Regions from separate parts of the Homo sapiens genome. Here region 2 is linked to region 1. A link is a loop called in an ENCODE intact Hi-C map of the cell type or tissue named here. Cell type or tissue: CD14-positive monocyte. All regions are shown on one strand. Each heading gives the region's core, and the rest is flanking DNA. Links, peaks and the distances in the headings are about the cores only. Region 1 overlaps VEPH1 (ventricular zone expressed PH domain containing 1). Region 2 overlaps VEPH1 (ventricular zone expressed PH domain containing 1).

Region 1 (5,385 bases), core at 62-5,061:
TTTACACATAAGTTGAGAGACTTGTCTAATGACACAGGATGTGTAGAAACATATGGCCCAAGGCCAAAAAACAAATTCACAAGTGCATGTCCCATATATGTACCGATTTTGTATTGAGTTTCCTCAATACAAAATCAGTAGAAGGTGAGTTCTGGAATTTTTAAAAGTTATTTTAAGGTAAATGTGGCAAGTTCACAAATTTAGGGACCAAGAAAAGAAGTATAATTACCAACTAAAAGAGGAAAAGGAATGGTCACCTGAAGTAGGTTTGAGCGTAGGCCGACAAGAGGAAATCTGGGGGACAAAAAGAAAAGTGTGTGTGTGTGTATGTGTGTGTGTGTGTGTGTGTGTGTACACATTTAGCTTAAAATGACAGTGAAGTGGCCAGAAAAAAAAAAATCAAATGAAATGGCCAAGGGTGCAGGAAGAAGAAATGACTGGGCCTCTGCCTGATCAGACAGTAAGACCCTGGGTTGCTTATCTGGGGAGATGGGATGGGTGGAGAGGCAATCACTCATTTCTTGTTGTTTGTTTTCCTTCCATTTTGTGTAAAGCTAAAAATGCTGAGTGTCTAACTTTTGAAAGTTGGCCTATTGTTTCATTTTACTGAAAAAAAAAATAGAAGAAAATGAGTCATTTGGATTTCTACACGTTCCCCACAGGATCCTAAATTACAAGTAATACCAAAATCATCCTTTCAATGTTTACTGCAAGCCAAAAATTTCCCTTTAAAATCTGATGATAGCTAAATATAAATGCTATGACCCCAGGTTTGCCTTTAGTTCCTGGTGCTGCATTTCTGGGACCTCCAGGGGTGGCCAGGACAAGATGCTGAACTTTGCTGAAAGCAAGTTTGCCTTTAGGCCTTCAGGCTTTCCATTTTAGTGGCTTCTGCCTCCTTCTGAGGGCCTACAATGGACACCCCATCCCTACACCGGCCCTACATGCTAGACTTACCCACTTCTCTGCCTAACTTGTCCCTCTTAACCAAGGAGCCTACTAGCCTTCAGTCCTTTTCTCTTTCGCTTCCCAAAATATCAACCCTTGACCTCAGAACCCTGCTCTCTACAATCTTACAAACTCATTTACACTGTCTTGATCATCAATGAGTTGAGCATTTCAATTTCTCAAAAACATTTAATTCCTTACACCATACCCCATCCCTTTTAAGTAGGAGACACAATGCTTTACTCAGAATAAAACATCCCATCTAACATAAATGTTAGAATTATGGGCATTTGAGAAAGGTAGCATGCTTACGATTCTCTGATCTTGGTCTTATTTCACAAATCTGTACTTTTGCACAAGCTGTTTTCCTGTGTAGACTGTCTTCTCACTCTACTTAGCCTATCTAGTGAAATTCCTGCTCACTGCTCATAAACCTTCCAAACATGATCTTCACCCAGAAAACTTTATCTGATTACTCTAAAACTGTGTTAACACAGGAGCCACTGACCATGGGATGCTCTTGAACATCTGAAGTGTGACTAGTCCATTTAGTGATGCACTAAAATGCACATCAGATATGTAAGAATTGTGTAAAAAAAATGGTGAATCACAAGGTCAGGAGTTCAAGGCCAGGCTGGCCAATATGGTGAAACCCCTTCTCTACTAAAAATATACAAAAATTAGCCACGTGTGGTGGCAGGCACCTGTAGTCTCAGCTACTCAGGAGGCTGAGGCAGGAGAATCACTTGAACCCGGGAGGCGGAGGTTGCAGTGAGCCGAGATCACGCCACTGCACTCCAGCCTGGGCGACAGAGCGAGACTCCATCTCAAAATAATAATAATAATAATGATAATAACAACAATAATAATAGTAAATAAATAAATTTTAAAAATTGCTATATTGATTGCATGTTGAAGTGATACTATTTTGGATATAATGGGTTGAAGAAATATATTATCAAAATCAATTTCATCTTTCTTTTTACGTAAGTGGCTACTAGAATTTTTTTCCTTTTTAATTTTTTAATTGAGATAAAATATACATATATAATTTACCATCTTTGCAATTTTTAAGTGTACAGTTCAGTGGTAATAAATATATTCGTATTCTTTTTCTCCCTCTTCACCTTTGTTCCCCCACTCACCCTGGGACGAGAACATTTAAAATTACATATTTGACTTCTGTTTGTGGCTTGCATTAGATTTCTATTCGATAGTGCTGCCCTAAAGACGAGTGGTTTTGAACCTGCAGGGGGAGATGGATAGGATGGTTAAATTGTCTGAATGTCTGTTAAAGTGCACATTGGAGTGAAATAATCTATGTTTCTGATATATATCAATAATATACCAAGATAACCAATGAAGAGCAAATGCACTGGGTCTTTGGTGTTCCATCAAGCACTATTCATCTTTTGTTAATTTTGCTGCAATCCTCATTTTCTCCCCACCAACCCTTAACCCTGGGGATGAAAGAGATACAGTGTGGTGGTGCATGAAGAGTCTTTTGTTCAGTTGATCAATTCCTAGACTGAGCAGACAAGGTAAAATATGATCCAGTTAATCATAAACAACTGTGGGAAAAAAAGGAAGAAGAATAAAGGACGCTCATATCAGCTGCAACATGCACTGCTAAGCATTTTAACATAATCAGAATTTCCTGACCTGTGCTCAGTGGAACACAGGTTCTGAGGGATGTTCATAGTGTTGTGTTGGGAGTGGGGAGGAGAAAGGAGGTTTCATAGTGAAATCAGACTGGAAAATGCTGGCCTAAACAAGGTTAACCAGCTTTCTTTATTGCAGTACTTTACAGAACCTTTAGTATGCCATGAAACATTGTGATCATTCAAAAGGGAAAAAAGAATTGTTTTCCAACTTATTTCATCACAAAGTTCTTTTCTGAGAAACACCTATCAACATCTCTGGTTGGTAAATTTGTCATAGACAATGTCATTTAATGTGCATTTCACATAGAGGACCCTGTGGCTTAAGAATGTAAGTGACTTGCCCAATATCGCAGTGTTACACAACTCATTAGCGGCTGAGCCAAAACTCCAAATTCACATTTATACCAGAGGAAATAATTAACTGTGGTCAGAACGGGCAAATATCATCATGAAAAATTCTCAATACATATAGAAATATGTCTGAAATGACTTAGTCACTTTCCCTGCTAGGTCCCGAGCGCACTGCCCCTCAGTTCATTTTCTGCTTCTACTGTGTTCTCCTTGGATGAAAGAGATCTCCTCTTCTGAATTTTTTAGTACTCCTCCTGTGGGTCTTGGCACATATTGCTTTCTTGTTAACTTTTTATATGTATACTCTCCAAACAGATTAGAGGCTTGCAGTGGTATTACTTGAATTCCCTACAGTGTGTCTTGCACGTAGCAGGAGCTCTACAGAACTTTCTCAGTTTATTAATTACCGGCCCTCCCAGCTATTGATGGCTTGTAGTGTCTTTTTACAGTATCTAAATGCTGCAGAAGCATTGGCTCTTGGTTCACAGACATCACAGGTTCACCTAGGCTGCCAACTCAGTATCAAATAGCCTGATGTTGAACACTGACATACCTGTAAAATGCAACTCATGATATCAGATGCGATTTTTGCATGAGGAGTGTCTTCGTCTTTCCCAAAGGGTCTCAGGTTATGTTCCAAGCAGGAGTCCCAGAGCCCCACAAGGGCCTTTGCATGCTTTTCAATGGACTCGGTCTCTCTGATGGCTGTTGTGATTCTTGTGATACAGATTTCAACTACTGCCTGGTCATTGTTATTGGTTTGGTAATCCTGTTTGGAAAGAAAATCTTCATGTTAAATAATACTCTAGAAAGTTATCCTTCAAAGGACAAAATACTAACTCAGTCATTTAGAAAATGGGTGCACCAGGCTGTGTGCTAAGGGGTGAGGGTGTAAAGCCTAATACAATAAAGGCTTCCTTCCTTGGAGATCCTAATCTTGTGGAAGAGGCAGATACACAAACATGCTAAAATGGAGCAGGTTCTACTATCACCCTTAGACAGGGATCCCTGAGAGTACACAGGCGCTTAACTATTCACTTGCAAGTGGGTTTAATCTTTAGACTATTTCAGTTTCTAAGTCCATTACAGGGCAGGGGTTACTTTTTACTCTGACATTTCAGCAACTTTTGTGAAATGTTTCAAATTACCCTTCAATTTCCCCTCATTAGTTTTCTCCCTCTTTCTGGACATAATGGAACACATCATTTCATCTCTCCCTTTTCAACTCAAATAACTACAAAACCCATTTTACCTTTCCCCAACCAGGTTTTCCTCCATTCCCCTGTCTTAATTCTCCCTCAAATACCTGATCATCTTTACTGAGAAATAATGGGACCTCCAAAACATCTAAATGTGAAAAACAGACCCACTGCATTAATTTGGATAATTGGTCTGACTGTGAACTTCACATGGTGGACTCACAAAACTGAAAATATAATAGAGCAGGAAAGTATTTAGAGCCTGACATCATCATGTGAGATTAGAGATGGGAAGTGATGGGGTTTTTCGGCACTACAGCAAACTCCAGCTGTAACAATTTTCTGTTGCTATAACTAATAGGACAGTAAACATCTTGTGCATGAAGCTCTCTCTACATTGCAAATTATTTATATACTAGAGCCTCCAGAAGTGAAAATTTCTGAGACAAAGGACAGGCACATTTTTAAGGCTCAAAATAGGTACTGTTGAACTATGTTCCAGAAAGGTTTTACGAATGTGAACTCCCTCCAGCTGGGTAATAGAATGATCTCCTTATTGTACACTTACAAGAACAGAGTATTTATAATATTTCTAATTTGATTAGTGAGAAACAGTATCTTATCGCTGTTTTGCTTAGGAATTTCCTTGCCCAAAAGTGAGGTTGAATGGTTCTGTGTTTATTGGCTGTTTGTATTTTCTCCTTTGGGAACTACCCACGGTACCTTATATATATTTTTCTTTAGGTGACCTCATCTTTTTTTTTTTTAATCCTTCTTTGGTACAATATATTTTTCTATTAAGGGTATTAAGTGAATATTTGACATTTGGCTGCAAATATATCTCTACGTTTCATTATTTTTAGTTTTTTTGCTGCTATTCAATGACATCCTAAGATTTTAGGTAATTAAATTTGTCAATTTTGGGGCCTTATTGTTTTTCCTTTTCTAAATTGGAAACTTAAGTTGTTTACATTTTTTTGAAAGGTAATACATAAACATCGTACAAAAATTCAAAAGATGCAAAGAAAGGGTTTACAGTTAAAAGTTAATCTCCCTGTCAGCGCTGTTCCTCATCCGTCCCAGTCCCCTTCCTCAGCGGGAGCCAGGCTCAGCAAATCCTTATGTTTATACAGAGGCATTCTAAGCACATGCAGATATTATCCACACATTCTCCTTTCTTTCTGTGTGATTCCTGTAACAGATTTTTGTTTAACTTCAAGTTT
Region 2 (5,385 bases), core at 335-5,334, 54 kb before region 1:
TGGGAGTTTAGTCAACACCAGTGTGCATTACTATACATTAATGAATCATTTGTGACAAAAAGAATTACCATTAAATTGCAGAAAGAGTTCACTTTTTAAAGATTTGATGGCCTCACACCTCAGAGGTTGAATTTTTTGGTTCTTGCAAAGATCTGCAAGGTCAGCAGATTCAGTTAAACAGCTGTCAGGCAAAGTTGGCCTAATAACACTCAGGCATACCAGTGGGTTCTCTTGGCAGAAAAGGTGACAAGCAAGGGAAAGCATTAACAGAAGGCAGAGTGTGGTGAGGCATTCCCAACAGCAGTGCATAGAAAGGGATTATACTAAGAGTACATCTACACCAGAGAAATCCCCTTTGAAGATCCATCCTCACATTGACAGGTGCAGGCTTGGGAACTCAGTTCTCCCGCCCTCCTCTGGGAAGCTAGAGGAGAAAGAGCCTCACCCAGGAGGAAGCCAGGCAGGACTCAAGGGGTTCACTATAATTCTCAGAAGAAATATAATCAAACAGCACCAAAGATGCATTTTAAGACAAAATTCGAAAATGGATTCTGAAGATACCAAAGATCTAATTCTAACTGGGTTACTCACTCAATCTGAGTTTGGGTAAGTCACATAATGTTTCTGTTTTTAATTTTGTCTTATGCAGAATCAAGGGATTGAACTCAATGAACTATGAAATTCCTTTTAAAAGTTGGACAATTTTATACTTATTGAATAGCTAATTATATTATATATAAATGGGTTCAAGGAAAAGCTCTCAGTCAATTATAGATTTGTTTTTATTTTAATATATAAAAATCCTAAATCCCAACATGAAATCATCAGAGAGACATGCATGTCTTTGAAACCTGAATTTCTGAAAACTTTCTTAATCCCCATAAACTCTGATGGCATCCTGTTGTCCCTACTGAAAGATGCCATTATGCAAATATTTAGCCTAGTACTTTTAAACATCCACAAACGTTTATTTCACTCTCCCAAATAACATTCAGAGGACTGAAAACATTCTGAACCCAGGCACTTATTGACATGATAGCTATGGGCTCTCATTAAAGGGTAGTCTATGAAATCTAATTCTGTGCTTACTGATGGTCTCCTGGGTTAAGAGAAATTGCAACCTGAAATGAGATACAGCTCTTTTATTGGTTGTTGTTACTGCAAAGTGGTCTTGAATCTTTCAGTGCTCTCTCCATTTTAACCCTCCTTCTTCAGGTGACACAGCAGCAATAAAAGACTCACTTCCTAAACCTTCCACATAACCCTGCTACTTGATTCAGAGGCCATTGTCCATGTAAAAGGACTGAAAGAGAAATTGGGACTCCCAGAAATCCCAGGACAAATTTGTATGTCATAGAACTCCCAGAAATCCCAGGACAAATTTGTATGTCAAAGAGAAATTGGAACTCCCAGAAATTCCAGGACAAATTTGCACGTCATAATAATCCAACCTATTAAATAGGTTGGATTAAGTGCCAGTGCAATTCAGGGGAATGGAGAGAAAAAAGCCAAACTTACTTCATCCACATGCCCAACAGCTCCATAAATCCTTGCCATCTGTCCAGTGAGGTAGGGGAATCTCTCACCAATCTCTTTCAGCATTGGAAGAAAACTGTTCAAAGCCACTGGCTCATAGACTGCTATCTCTATGAGGATGTTTAGGATGATGTCATTATGGGTTGAATCCTTCAAATGCCCAATTAGGAAAGGAATACACTTCTGAACTACCTATAAAGAGAGAGGAGAGGAGGAGGGAAGAAAGAAGGAAGAAAGAGAAAAGTTAATTAAATTGGAATTAATTTTGAAAGCAAACTTTTTTTGCATTAAACCTGAACTCAACACATTCTGGGATTATTACCCTCCTTGGTACTCAGGCAAATCTCCCAAGTTTAGAATTTAAAATTTACAATAAAATCTTCAGAGCCTTTAGTTCCTTTTCCTTTTAATCTGTGATTTGCTGTTGAAGAGTGAAGTTTAAAATAATGCTTCAGTGTTACTATTCATAAATCAAGTTTTGATGTGTTATTTCCTCATTGGGAATGCTACATTTCCTCCAACCACCATGAAAGCTGCAATTTAAAGGACAATTTAAGTAGGTAGGAGATCTTTGTTGACTTTAATCAAAGCCTTCAAAATGGAGAAATCCAGTTTAGAAATGTTTAATAAATAAAAATAAGAAAGCAGAAAAGATCTCCCACATTTTCTTCAATTTTCCATTTTGATCACAAAAATGTAATAATAAGATAAAATTATTAAAGCAAAATGATTTATACCATAGTCACATTATCTTAATATTTTTTCTTGATTCTTAATGCTTATATGAATGTAAAGGTGAAATTTATCTGAGAAAATGGAATTCTTTTGTGGAATAAAGACTCTATGTTAATACATCACATATTGATAATTTGATGAATTGTTTTGTTGGCTAAAATAGAAGAACTAGAAAGGGAAACCTGTGGGAAACTGAACAACAAAAGTGAAACAGATTTGCCCATCCATATTTCTGTTTGTTTGTTTCTTTTGTTTGTGTTTTATTTACTTTATTGATTTGTCATTTTTTGAGTAGGGTAGACTTTAAATGTAGCTTCCAGTATTAAAACCAAATCTGATACACAGCACCATCTGCCCAAAGTTGAACTCATAATCCACCCCCTGCCAAAAACCTGCTTCTCCCACCACCCCTTCTGGCCCTAAGTGCCTCCTTTTCTCATAAATGACACCATTATCCACCTGGCTACTCAAACTAGAAACTGTTTCTCCCTTACCAGCAGCTGTTATCCAAGCAATCATCATGTCCTGTTGATTCCAATGCCCAAGAATCCCACAGATCTGTTCACTCCCTTCTCTTTATATTTATCCATTAATTCACTCATTCACAAATACTGATTGAGTCCTTCCTATTTGCAAGCTGTAGGTGATGGGGATAGCAATAAGTCTGAAAAGATTCACTGTTTAGTAAAGGAGACATTCAGTAAAAGAAATAATCACATCAGAAATGAACAATTATAAATTTTAATAAATCCCATACAGGGAAAATGTAGGGCTCTGTGAAAGACTGTCCTAGGGCTCTAATTTAGGCAAAGGTTCAGGGAAGGCCTCTCTCAGCGGGACATGGAGCTGAGATCACTGACCCAGGCATCCCACACATGGGTTATTCCAACAGCCTCCTAACAGGTCTCCCTGTCTTCAGTCTTGCCCATCCAATCTCTTCTCAGCTTTAGCCACAATGGTGTTTTTTCCTGCCTTAAAACCCTACAGTCACTTGCCCTTTTTTGTATACCTGACTCCTATCCATCTTCCCACATTCAGTCTCTTGCCCACTTGGTCCACCTTCCCGCAGTCCAGTTCCCACTACACATCACACATCAATTATGATGAATTTTTTTTAAAAATTCTTAACTTGCTAAATTTTCTTTTGCAGCTGGGATTTTACTCATGTGATTTATTCTGCCTGGAATTCTTGTTGCCCCTATTTTGCTTGAGTAGCTCCTGATCATTCTTGAGGCCTCAGATGAACTGTTATTTCCTTAAGAAACCTCCCTCAGCTCCTCTCCTCTTCCTTCTCAGTCTATAGTGCCCTTGTGGAAGCTCCCAGTGTACCCTAAGTGGCCCTGAGCAGGTCCTTCACATGCTTCCTTCTTACTGCTGCTCTAGATGCCTTTCAGGCTGGATTGAAAGCTCCACAAGGTAAAGAATCATCCCTATCTTGTACACTATTGGATACCTAATGCCTTATACAGAGCTTATCCACAAGTTGAGTTAATAAGTTTTTGAGCAATAAATCAAAGGAAGGTAAGTGTAATTTATATAGAGTGACATCTGAATAAAACATCTCCCCCACCCTATAGTAGTTAAAGAGTTGTACACAATGTTTAAACATATACTGTCATGTATTACTACAAAACAACTAACAAGAACATAAAAGAAGAAAGTTTCTAGATAACTAAAATTATCCTATATAGAGATTTAAACTTTAGATTCATATCCAGTACTTTTGGAGGAAATAAAGGGCTAGATTCTGGTAAATGGCATATATGAATGCACAGTTCTACAAATGCTGCCTGTGCATTAGGGAGCAATTGTATGTCCTTCAGGAGAAGCCATGCGAGGTCCCTGGCATATATGGCAGAAGTGTCAGCCAGCTGCTCCAGGTCAGGGCAACATACTTAACCTCATGTTTTTAGCAATGAAAAATGCTTGCACATTTCCTGCCCCATTCTATAAAGTTTCATTTGCCAGTCCTTACTCTTCAGGTCCTGTTTCCTGAACACCAAGGTCTTTGTGACATGTGCTTCTAGTCATGTCACTTTTACTTTAAAATTTAAACTCCAGTGATACGTCCCAAGCTACACAGCATGGGTTTTAGCTGTTGTCCTGTAAAGAACAATTAAAAAGGAAAGAAAAAGAAAAAATGAAGGAAGGAAGAGAAATAAAGAAAGAGAGAAAGGAAAGAGAAAAAGGAAAGAAAGAAATAAAGAAAGAAAAGAAAGAGAGAAAGAGAAAGAAAGACAGACAGACAGAAAGAAAGAAAGAGAAAGGAAGGACGGAAGGAGAAAGAGAAAGAAAGAAGAGAGAAAAGGAAAGAAAGAAGCTCAAGGCAAATACATACACCTGGGCATAGTTGAATCCATAGAAAGAGCAAGGGAAGTGAAGCCCTGAACAATGTAAACTAAATAATAACAATTTTACAAATTAAACAAAAGTTGTTTTTTTTTTTACTCTGAATTCCTAATAGCCTAAAGCTTGTTATGATAATGATAGAAAACACAGGTATTTCTTGAAATTTATCCACACATGAGAAACAAGTCTGCTTTGGGCTTTAGATAGATTATTCTTGGATTAGAAGGAATTTTATTTTCCAAACATAGGGCATTTCCTTAGGCTGGTGTCTTCAGTGCTTCCTCATTGGGAGCCGCCTTCCTGACTCAGGGAATGCTGTGCTTTGCTGAGAGCCAAGTAGCCACTAAGAATATAGATTCTGGCTGCAGAGAACAAGCTGACATGGACTTTGTTCAGGCTGTAAACCATGGACAGCTGAAAAAGCTACCAAACTGGCCTTCTTGCCTCAAGTCTCTGTCCCTTCTGTTCAGGCTCCTCACTGCCACCAGAGTCATAGCCCTTAAACTCCGATCTAATTACCTCAGGTCTCTCTTAGAGACTTTCAAAAATTTCTCATGGCCCATGGCCAAAATTCCAATGCTGTGGTATTCCAGATTCCAGTGTCTTTTTTGATGGGCCTATCTGCAGACTCTTCCCCCATGACCCAGCTACATGGCACTGATCACTCACAGTGGCTTGAACACAGAGAGAAATCTCATACTTTCAAATTCGATCTCAAATCTCTACTTCTTGGAAGTCTTCTTTCCAGCCCACCATAACAAATGC

Evidence for each region. Peaks named below come from ENCODE experiments on the same cell type or tissue, not always from the same donor. Only the 100,000 strongest peaks of a DNase experiment are listed, where the experiment ranks them.
Region 2: a loop joins it to region 1, with 1.9 times the contacts of the local background. A loop is called at or near these places in 1 of 110 quality-filtered maps.

Annotation. Positions count from the first base shown.
Region 1 is chr3:157,466,798-157,472,182 of GRCh38, forward strand. VEPH1 (ventricular zone expressed PH domain containing 1) reads right to left here. Exons shown (of 14, transcript NM_001167912.2): 3 at 3,517-3,732. Among named protein-coding and RNA genes, the nearest start is that of PTX3, 33 kb to the left of the region's middle. In CD14-positive monocyte, for the core only: no CTCF peak of the experiment used is centred there; a DNase peak (open chromatin) is centred at 2,944; H3K4me3 peaks cover 822 bases; H3K27ac peaks cover 2,628 bases.
Region 2 is chr3:157,412,363-157,417,747 of GRCh38, forward strand. It overlaps VEPH1 (ventricular zone expressed PH domain containing 1), which reads right to left. Exons shown (of 14, transcript NM_001167912.2): 6 at 1,519-1,728. Among named protein-coding and RNA genes, the nearest start is that of PTX3, 22 kb to the right of the region's middle. In CD14-positive monocyte, for the core only: no CTCF peak of the experiment used is centred there; no DNase peak of the experiment used is centred there.